2 separate regions of the Homo sapiens genome follow, and region 1 is linked to region 2. Evidence: read pairs that join two places in POLR2A ChIA-PET (ENCODE). Cell type or tissue: PC-9. All regions are shown on one strand. Links, peaks and the distances in the headings refer to the core of each region. The heading gives the core; the rest is flanking DNA.

What was found. ChIA-PET counts read pairs that join two places held together with the same protein. Peaks named below come from ENCODE experiments on the same cell type or tissue, not always from the same donor. Only the 100,000 strongest peaks of a DNase experiment are listed, where the experiment ranks them.
Region 1: POLR2A ChIA-PET joins it to region 2 with 13 read pairs; 4 of 35 experiments call an interaction of 5 or more read pairs at or near these places.

Annotation. Positions count from the first base shown.
Region 1 is chr17:37,000,774-37,006,145 of GRCh38, reverse strand. The region is part of intron 8 of AATF (apoptosis antagonizing transcription factor); the gene reads right to left. Among named protein-coding and RNA genes, the nearest start is that of MIR2909, 30 kb to the left of the region's middle. In PC-9, for the core only: no CTCF peak of the experiment used is centred there; no DNase peak of the experiment used is centred there.
Region 2 is chr17:36,917,587-36,922,958 of GRCh38, reverse strand. The region is part of intron 1 of LHX1-DT (LHX1 divergent transcript); the gene reads left to right. Among named protein-coding and RNA genes, the nearest start is that of LHX1-DT, 16 kb to the left of the region's middle. RefSeq lists enhancers at 803-1,999, 3,780-4,297, 4,298-4,817. In PC-9, for the core only: no CTCF peak of the experiment used is centred there; DNase peaks (open chromatin) are centred at 1,258, 2,118, 2,768 and 4,448; H3K4me3 peaks cover 2,891 bases; H3K27ac peaks cover 5,000 bases.

The DNA of each region.
Region 1 (5,372 bases), core at 88-5,087, 83 kb before region 2:
CTTTTTTTAGAGACAGGGTCTTGCTCTGTCACTCAGGCTGGAGTATAGCGGCACAATCATAGTTCACTGTACAGCCCTGAGGTCCTGCGCTCAAGTGATCTTCCTACCTCAGCCTCCTGAGTAGCTGGGACCACAGGCGCAAGCCACCATGCCTGGTTACTTTTTTTACTGTTTATTTTTTATAGAGATAGGGTCTCACTATGTTGCCCAGGTTAGTCTCAAGCTCCTGGGTTCAAGCAATCTTCCCACCTTGACCTCCCAAAGTGTTGGGATTGCAGGAGTGAGCCACTGTACCCAGCAAGCCATGCTTTCTAATCCATACTAAAAGTAACAATGTACAGAAGGTGCTGTTTAGATTTTCCAAGAGTTCCCACTTCAAAAATTCTGCCCATTGGTCACTAGATGGATGTCTTGGTGTGTACCTCCCCCTCCATTTATAATAAAGGCAGGAAGAAGGGTTTTAGATCCTCTCAGATACCAGCTCAGTTACTATTTTTTAGCATTATTTAGCAGGGTTTCTTTTACTATATGTCATTTGTGTTTAAAGAATAAAAAGGAAGTCATTCTGAACTAGAGAACGATTCACAAGTAGGAAACTGAAAGGGTAGTACTAACTTGTATTCTGTGATTATGTCCCTTAAGAACCAAAAGCCCAGCTGAAATAAATCTCTCCCTATATTTCCAGCATTCTCCCTCTAGCCTTCAGATGCCAATAATTCTTCAGCCCCACCAGAATCAATAAACCATCAATCCTGCCACCTTTTCAGCATCCCTCTTCCTCTCCTCCTGTGCTTACTTCTCTCCTTACCCAGGTGAATGAGATTCCAAAATCCATCAGGATAATCACCCCTGATATACACCCTGAACTCCCCTGCAAGCTATCCTTTTGTCGTACAGACCCACAGTCCCTTAGGGATAGATGTATCTTGGAATTCAGAATGTTTCATATTTTAGAAAGGTAATACACTGCATATGTCATAAATGTGTCAGCGGAGTCTGGGGCAGCACCCCAAAGTCAAACACAAAATTTCTGTAGCAAAATATATATTCCCACATATATGTGATAAATAAAGCCTATAAATAGCTTCATGTTCATTCAGATCAGGTGCTGCCACCACAATAGTTTGCCAAACTTACCAAAACAAACAAAACTACGAGTTTTCAGATTTTTAATCTCGGAATTGTTGGCAAGGGATTATTTCCCTGTACTTCGGTGGCAAAACCCCAAGCCATGTTAAATCTCAGTACCTGCATCCACATGGATGAATGTAGTGAGAGAAAGACCAGATCTTGCAAACTGGCCTCACTTTCATATTACCAGTAACCTGTGGGTCTTTTAGGCTACCTGACAGTGCAGCTACGCTTTCCTAGTCCATTCACTCTCTGAGGTAACTTTTTCTTACCCTCTCTTTTCTCAAACCTCCATATCCTCCTACATCTTATCACTCTCGGCTCCTTCATTCATAAGAAATACCATAAAATAACATAGAAGCACTCACATGAGGACTCTGCACATGCTCTCACCCCTTACCTCCCTGCAACTGTACTCATAAGTCCTGCCTTCCCTCTATCCATCACACCAACCCCTCCCTACTTGTGTACTGACCAGCAATTCCTACCTTTTTCCTGCAACATCCATTTTTACCTCTCTACGGGATCATTTCCATCAACATACAAAATACATCTCCTATCTTAAAACTCTCTCTCAAACCTTCCAGCAGCTGTCCCATTTCTCTATTCCCATTACAGCAAACCTCCTCAAAGCTGTCTATACTCACTGTCTCCAATTTATTTCCTCTCACTCTCTCTCTTTTTTTTCAGAGTTTAGCTCTTGTTGCCTAGGCTGGAGTGCAATGGTGCGATCTCAGCTCACTGCAACCTCCGCCTCCTGAATTCAAGCAATTCTCCTGCCTCGGCCTCCCAAGTAGCTGGGATTACAGGCGTCCGCCACCACGCCTGGCTAATTTTTTGTATTTTTAGTAGAGATGGGGTTTCACCATGTTGGCCAGGCTGGTCTTGAACTCCTGACCTCAAGTGATCCACCTGCCTCGGCCTCCCAAAGTGCTAGGATTACAGGCGGGAGCCACCAAAAAAAAGTCTGCAACCTCTACCTCCTGGGTTCAAGCGATTCTCCTGCCTCGACCTCCTGAGCAGCTGGGAGTAGAGGCACATGCCACCATGCCCTGCTAATTTTTTGTATTTTTAGTAGAGATGGGGTTTTGCCATGTTGCCCAAGGCTGTTCTCAAGCTCCTGATCTCCAGTGAACTGCCCAACTTGGCCTCCCAGAGCACTGGGATTACAGGTGTGAGCCACCATGCCCGGCCTCCTCCCATTCTCTCTTGAACCCCCTCCACCACTCTACTAAAAGAGTTCTTGTTGGTCAGACATGGTGGCTCGCACCTGTAATCCCAGCACTTTGGGAGGCTGAGGCAGTCAGATCACTTGAGATCAGGAGTGTGAGACCAGCCTGGGCAACACGGCAAAACCCCATCTCTACTAAAAATACAAAAACCAGCCGGGTGTGGTGGTGCACGCCTTTAGTTCCAGCTACTTGGGAGGCTGAGGTGGGAGGATCACTTGAGCCTGGGAGGCAGAAGTTTCAGTGAGCCCCACTGCACTCCAGCCCTGGTGACATGAGACCCTGTCTCAAAAAAAAAAAAAAAAAAAAAAAAAGTTCTTGTCAAGGTCACCAATGACTTCCACATTGCTAAACCAAGATCAATTCTCTCTCAGCCCTCATCTTACTTAATCTACCTGCAGCATGAAGATTTACTCCTGTTTTTTTTCTAAAAGTTTAATAGTTTCAGCTCTTATGTTTGGGTCTGTGATTCACTATAGTTAACTTTTGTGTAGGTGTGAGGGAAGGCTCCATCTTCATTCTTTTGCATGTGGATATCCAGTTGCTCCAACACCATTTGTTAAAAAACAAAACAAAAAACTGTTCTTCTGCCCACTGAATCGTCTTGGTACTCCTGTTGAAAATCAATGAACTATAAATGTAAAGGTTAACTTCCGGACTCTCAATTATATTCCATTGATCTATATGCCTAGCCTTATGCCAGCACCACAATGTCTTGATTATTGGAGCTTTGTGGTAAGTTTTGAAACTGGAAAGTGTGAATGCTCCAACTTTGTTTTGTTTTGTTTCCAAGATAATTTTGGCTATTTTGGGTCCTTACATTTCCATATGAATTTTAGAATCAGCTTGTTAATTTCTGCAAAAAAAAAAAAAAAAAAAAAACAGCAACAGGAATGTTGATAGGGATTGTTTTGAAGCTTTAGATCAATTTGGGGAGTACTGTCATCTTAATAATGTTAAGTCTTCTAATCCATGGACATGGGACAGCTTTCCATTTATTTAGGTCTTTAATTTCTTTCAGCAATATTTATAATGTTCAGTGTGTTAAATATTTCATCTTCTAGGTTAAGTTTATTCCTAGGTATTTTATTATTTTAGATGCTTTTTTTTTTTTGAGATGGAGTCTTGCTCTTTCACCCAGGCTGGACTGCAGTGGCGTTATCTTGGCTCACTGCAAGCTCCGCCTCCTGGGTTCACGTCATTCTCCTGCCTCAGCCTCCCAAGTAGCTGGGACTACAGGCGCCCACCACCACGGCTAATTTTTTTTTTTTTTTGTATTTTTAGTAGAGACAGGGTTTCACCGTGTTAGCCAGGATGGTCTCAATCTCCTGACCTTGTGATCTGCCCGCCTTGGCCTCCCAAAGTGCTGGGATTACAGGTGTGAGGCACCATGCCCAGCCAGATGCTATTTTAAATGGAATTATTTTTCTAATTTCCTTTTGAGGTCATTCATTGCTGGTATACAGAAACACAACTGATTTTTGTGCATTCATTTTGTATCCTACAACTTTGCTGAATTCATTTATTAATTAGCTCTAGTAGTTTTTTGGTGGCTTCTTTAGTATTTTTTTTTTTTTTTTTTTTGAGACGGAGTCTCCCTCTGTTGCCCAGACTGGAGTGCAGTGGTGCTATCATGGCTCACTGCAACCTCCACCTCCCAGGTTCAAGTGATTCTCCTGCCTCAGCCTTGCGAGTGGCTGGGATTACAGGCGTACACCACCACGCCTGGCTAATTTTTGTATTTTTAGTAGAGGCGGGGTTTCACCATGTTGGCCAGGCTGGTCTTGACTCCTGGCCTCAAGCTGATCTGACCCACTTGGCCTCCCAGTGTGCTGGGATTACAGACGTGAGCCACCGTGCCTAGCTGGTACTTTCTATATATAGGATCATATCATCTGCAAATAAAAGATAGTTTTACTTCATCCTTTCCAATTTGGATGTCTTTTCTTTTTCTTGCCTAACTGCCCTGGCTAGATAGTATGATGCTGAATAAGTGGCAAGAGCAGACATCCTTGTCTTGTTCCTAATCTCAGGAGAAAGCATTCAGTCTCTGGTCAGTGAGTATGACGTTATTTGTGGTTTTCACAGATGCTCTTTATCAGGTGAGGAAGTTTCCTTGTATCTCTAGTTTTAAAAATGTTTTTCTCATGAGAAGATGTTAAAGGCTTTTGCTGTCTCTATTGAGATGATCATGTGGTTTCTTTCCATATTCTATTGATATGTTATAATACATTAATTGATTCTTGATGTTAAACTAACCTTGCATTCCTGGGCTAAATCCTTCTTGGTCATGGTGTGTAATCCTTTTTATGTTCCTTTTTTTTTTTTTTCTTCCTTCCTTCCTTCCTTCCTTCCTTCCTTCCTTCCTTCCTTCCTTCCTCCCTCCCTCCTCCCATACCTTTTTCTCTCTCTCCCCTCTCTCTCTTTCTCCTTCCTCCCTCCCTCTCTCCTTTCTCTCTCTCTCTCTTTTCTTGGTCTTGCTCTGTTGCCCAGGCTGGAGTACAGTGCCACAGTCACAGTTCACTGCAGCCTCAACCTCCCAACCTCAAGCAGATCCTCCCACCTCAGTCTCCTGAATAGCTGGGACTACAGGCATGGACCACCATGCCTGGATAGTTTTTTTGCTTTTTATAGAGACGGGGTCTCCCTATGTTGCCTAGACTGGTCTCAAACTCCTGGGCTCAAGCAATCCTCCCACCTTGGCCTCCCAAAGTATTGGGATAACAGGCCTAAGCCACTGTGCACAGCCTGTAATTTCTTCTTTGTGATGTTTTAGTCTGGTTTGGGTATCAGGATAATACTGAATTTACCTTTTTTTTGTGGGAGGTGGGTAAGAGACAGAGTTTCCTTCTGTTAGCCAGGCTGGAGTGCGGTGGTATGATCATAGCTCACTGCAGCTTCAAACTCCTGGGCTCAAGTGATCTCCTCCTTCTTGAAACACTTTCTTTACATGCAACCTGGAAAATCACTCTTCCTTTATTCTCTCTTACATCACTGGTTGCTCCTTCTTCA
Region 2 (5,372 bases), core at 265-5,264:
GAAGGCAAAGAGAGAATTCTGTAGGGAAGATCATAAAACCATTAGCAAGGCAGGGCTTCTAGGGGTCACAGGATCACAGACATTTTCTGGTTGGAAGGAGCATAGGCCATCAGGAAGGTCAGAGATGACCACTTTGTCAGCAAAAGGCCTTCAGGGGCCACACAGGGCTAGGGTGGGGGTCTTTGGTCCTCTTGTGTGCGGACTGTTTCTAGAAAGTGGACCTAAGGTATGGGGTCATGACCCCCCAGTAACCTTATGCCAGGCTGGGGAGGCCAATCTTGCTGAATCTGATGGATTTGCCCTCCTGGTGGGAAGAACCAGTTGCTTGGCTGTGTAGCAGAGCCTGCTATCCTAGGGAGTGGGCACAGCTCCTGGGTGGAAGATTCTGCTTCCAGCAGCTCCTGGGGAAAAGACTTTGCTTCCACTATTATTGAGGGAGCAGCTGTATGTGCCAGGGGCTGTGCCTGATGCTCTTCTAGTACCTTGTCTTATTCACCCTTCAAGACAATGCTTGAAAGAGAAGTTTTCATCTCCATTTTGCAGATAAGAAAACTGAAGCTCAGAGAGGAGAGGTGGTTTGTCCAAGGTCACACAGCAAGTTAGTGATAAGGCTGGGAGTAGGCTTTAAGACTTGGGACTCTTTCAACCTAATCTTCTCCACATCTCTCCTCTTCTTCACCATCCACTGTGGTCTGGTCTTCTGCAGCCTGAGAGAACAAATGGGAGTAGGGTTCCCCTCCCTCTAAAGCATATATTGGGCTGACAAAAAACTCAGGAACAAACTTCCTTCTTTTTTATTTTTTTGAGACAAGGTCTTGCTCTGTCACCCAGGCTAGAGTGCAGTGGCATTATCATGGCTCCAACTCATGGGCCCAACCTATCCTCCCACCTCAGCCTCCCAGGTAGCTGGGACCACAGGAACATGCCACCACACCTGGCTAATTTTTAAATTTTTTATAGAGATGTCTCCCTATGTTACCCAGGCTGGTCTTGAACTCCTGGGGTCAATCAATCCTCCTGCCTTAGACTCTCAAAGTGCTCGGATTACAGGTGTGAGCCACCGTGCCCAGACTGCAAACTTCCTTCTTGTAGGGGGAACAGCAGAGCCTTGGGCCCCTTCCAGTCCCTGGCACAGACCTGGCTCACTCTTCAGAGAACATTCTCCCATAAATCCAGTCCACAGTCAGGTAGCTATCCTGGTTGCCTTTCACTCATGGTGTGACTCAGAGCAAGTCACTTCACCATTCTGAGTCACACCTTCCAGATCCACCTCCAGACCTGGGGGCTCTGTGGAAGGTGAGGCTTGGCGGAAGTGGTGGCAAGCGGAGCCCTCTTGAGCTCCTGTTTGGTGTAATAGCTCAGGGCTGGGCAGGAGATGAGACTTGGTTTTGCCCCTAAACCTAACTCAAGTTACATAAAGATTCTTCAAAAAGCAGGCAAGGCAGGGCTTGGTAAGATCCCTGCTGAGCCCGTGAGAGGCGGAGAGCCAGGGCAGAGGCAGCTTAAGTAGCAGTTCTTCCCTGATCCCCTGACTGTGTAATCCAGTTGCTCAGAGAATGGAAAATCCCTTTCGCCTCCCCTGGTCTCCTCCCCCACAAAGGCCTCCTAATAGGCCTGCCAGCTTTGGGGTGCTAATCTGCCCAGACATCACTCTGTGAGCAGGTTGCCCAGGGTTCCAATCCCAGCCGCCCCACAGTGGGAGATGGGGAAGGCTGGGCGGGGAGTGGTTCTGGGGAGTTGAGTGTGGGGGATTGCCTGCTCTCTGGCCTGCCCAGAAGATCAGAGAAACAAACAGGCTCTGTGCTGAAAGAAACTTTGGGGATGGAGACAGGGCACAGGATTGGAGGGAGGTGGGCAGCAGGGCTGGGTCCCCTGGCAGAGGTGCCTTGGGTGGGGCTTATTATGAAACAGTCCCTGTCACTTCATCCGCCAAGCTCCTTTCATTTTTATTTAAAAAGGGCCCCCTCTCCAGCAACTTCACCTCCCCACCCCCTACACTTTCACTCATCCATCCACTGAGCCGCTGACAGCTGCCCTGCGGGTGAACTCCTGATCCTCCTGCGGCTGGGGCTGGAGCAATACTGGAGGGGCTCAGGCCAGATCACTGCCCCCCTCCAGCCCTCCACCCTCACCTCCCAACACACTTACTCACTCACTCCAGATAGGCCCACCTCCGGTCCCCTGAGTCAGCCAGAGAGAGAAGAAAACGAAGGAGGTGACAAAGCAGAAAAAAGGACCGGGAGGAGGATGAAAAGAAATAAAGAGTGGAGAAGAGGAAGAAAAAATCAGAGGGCTAAAAATCAAACAGTGAAGGAGGAAAAGGGAGGAACTGGAGAAGGAAGGAAAGAGAGGAGGAAATGAAGTACAAGGAGAAGATGGAAAAGCAAGAGGAGAAAGGAAAGAAGGAAGGAGGGAGAGAGAGAGAGGGCAGAGGCTGGAAGGCTGGAGCCCAAGCCCAAGCTATCATCCTTAATAGCTGAAGATGCTGAAGGGAGGGGAAAAAACAGGGTTGGGGAGGACTGGCGGGAGGAGGAGACCGCACAGGCAGGAAGGGAAGTACGAGGTTGCTCCAGGTACGAAGCATGAGCCTGGATGGAGCCTCACCCACCCAGCTCCCAGCTCTGGAAACACAGCCCTCCCCCTGGACGAAGGTCCCTTGGTGCAATGCCGCAGACTGTGTCCACGGCCATGCAGGCTGCAGACAGAGGAATCTCTCACTTGGGGTGGTCAGAGTTGTGGGACCGGTTGGATGGAGCCCTACACTCTCTTCCTAGGATGGCAACAGCGTCCGCCCCAGGCTGCATGACCATGCCAGTTTCAGCTGGCTTCACCGCCTGCAGCGTCTGGGTCCTGCCTGCTCCCTTTGGTTACAGTTAGAAATTTCTCCTGATTTGAGATTTTATCTTACAATGGACTGGGCCTTAAAGACCAAGTACTTTCCACCTCCTCATTTTATAGATGCGAAACAGGCCTGGAGAGGGGAAGAAACTTGTTTACAGTCACATTGTGAGTTAATGGGGAGCTCTGCCTTTCTAAGCTCAAAGACCAAGGCTGAGACAATAGCCAGAGAGGACAAGGGAGTGTGGTGTCTCTGCAGAGGGCTCAGCATTTGATTCCCTCTGCTGGGAACACGGCCACAGCATTTTATATCCTAGATGAGAGAAAACATTTGTGGCTACGGTAGTTCCCGTATTTTAAGTACCTACGATACACCAGCTTTGGCATACATTATTCTCAATAACTCCTCATACATATCCTGTCATGTAGATATTCCATGTCCTGCATTTACAGAGAAATAAACCAAGGCCCAGAGAGGTTGAGTAACTTGTCTGAGGTCACACAGCTAGGAATTTGAGCCGGGATTTGCTCAAAGCTCATGCTGAATCTCTTATGCCATGCTGTCTCTTGGGTGTCCATAGCCAACACTCTTCTTCCCTACCTCATTCCTACCCCACCACCCCATACATAGCCCAGGGATTAAATCTGAGACGTCCTCATGGCAGCTGGAACTGATATTGCCAGGGAGAACGCAGCTGGGTGGACCTGACCATGTCTCCTCATCTCCCCTCAAAGACCCCACAAAGACAAGGGGAAGGTCCCCTGAGACTCTGTATGATTTATCTGATGATATTGTTATTTTATGGGACGGGCCAAAGAGGTGTCAGGAAGCAAGTTCGCTGTAAATCTCTTTTCTCTGCTCCCTTTCCCTCTGCCCGTCCCCTCCTGGGATTTATGGTGAAATCTGTTCAGAGCTAGGGACTTGGGGCTTTGGGTTCAGGCTTGGGGTGGTACGGCAAGGGACCATACATCTTCCTTCTCTGGGATCTGCTAAAAGTGTGCTACCCACACCCCATCACGAGCTGCAGCATTGAGTCCACAAAGCCCTTATTAAGATCCCATGGCACTCGAATAGCTCTGCAGACAGAACACATGACTTGCAGTGGAGATGTGTTATCTGGACCCACCCATAGGCTGGTGGCCCATGTGTGGCCCCCTCACTGGTGGGCATGAGTTTCTGAATCCAGCCAGGAACCCGGGAGCAGAGCCCACCTGGGAGCAGATGTGTGACCCCCACACAATAGCTCTGAGGCCAGGAAGAAGTGGCGGGGCTGGGGGTGCTCCTCATGGAGTGGCAGGTCAGGGGCTAGCTGGAAAGGAACCTGCTTCTGGGTCCTTTTTGAGATGGGGGTGCACAGGAAGGAAGGCAGCTTGAAATTTGCTCCCTGCCCCAGGGCAGGCAGTCTCAAAGCGACTGGCCCTGCAAACACTGCTGTGAGCTCTGTCACTGGGGGTGAACACAAGGTCACACACTTGAGAGGGCAGATGAAGGCTGGGCACCCTATCCACCTTCACACTTCTGCCCTCCTCGGGGGCTTTCACATCTGCAAATGCTGGGCTGATTGTCCTGAGCTGAGCTTGTCCAGTCAGAGGCCAGTATGTGCTGGTTGCCGCCAGAGGCCTAGAGACAGCTCAGTCCAGGGAGGGAAGAGACAGGAATGAGAGGAGGGCAGAGGAGGGGAAGAGGAGGGAAAGGAGGAGTTAAGAAGGGGAGGGGAGGAGCAGGAAGAGGAAAGGAGGAGATGCTAGCAAAAGCCTTTCCTGACCTGCCCCCCACCCACACCTCTCCTCCACTGTGATGAGAAATCTTCTCTCATCACAGCTCCTTAGAGGGTGCTAGTGTGGCCTCCCACCCACGGTGGCCTCCAGTATTCATGAGCCAGTTGTTGCAGAGGAATTTCTTCAAACAGCCCACGGCCTCTGGATAATGCGTCTTGAGCACCCATGACTCCCCACAGTCCCAAGTCCAGTGTGCAGAATCTTAGGGAGGGCTGGGTGAATCCTGGCTAAATGAATACAGAGAAAAGAAAAGGGGAGAAAAGAAGAGAGTGGATACCAGCTGTCTCCCCCATCCCGTCCTCACCCTGCTCATCTCCTGACTGCCTGAACCAGGGCTGTGCTGTGTCTCCAGTTAAATATATGGAATTATCTATTACAATACTTCGATATTTATTACATTGATTTCGCTTTAAATGCTTTGTAAATCATAGCAAAAAATAATGGCCTTCTAACAGAGAGTCATATACCGTAATCAACTGGAAGAAAGTCAGCATTGTAATTTAAAATAAAAAAAAATCCTTATGTGAGTCTCTCGTTTAAATTAAGAGACAGGACGTGATTCAAATAATAAGGCCCAAGTGAGGCTGGTTTTTCTTGGCAAATTAGTAGAGGTTTTAACTGGAACTGAAAAGGTGTTAAGGTGGAACACTGACCTTATTAGACCTTAATTATTTTCTGTTGTTACGTTCCTGGAGCCGAGGGTTTTTTTTTTTTCTTCCAAAGTGGCCATGTTAAACCTCATCTCAGGAACTTTG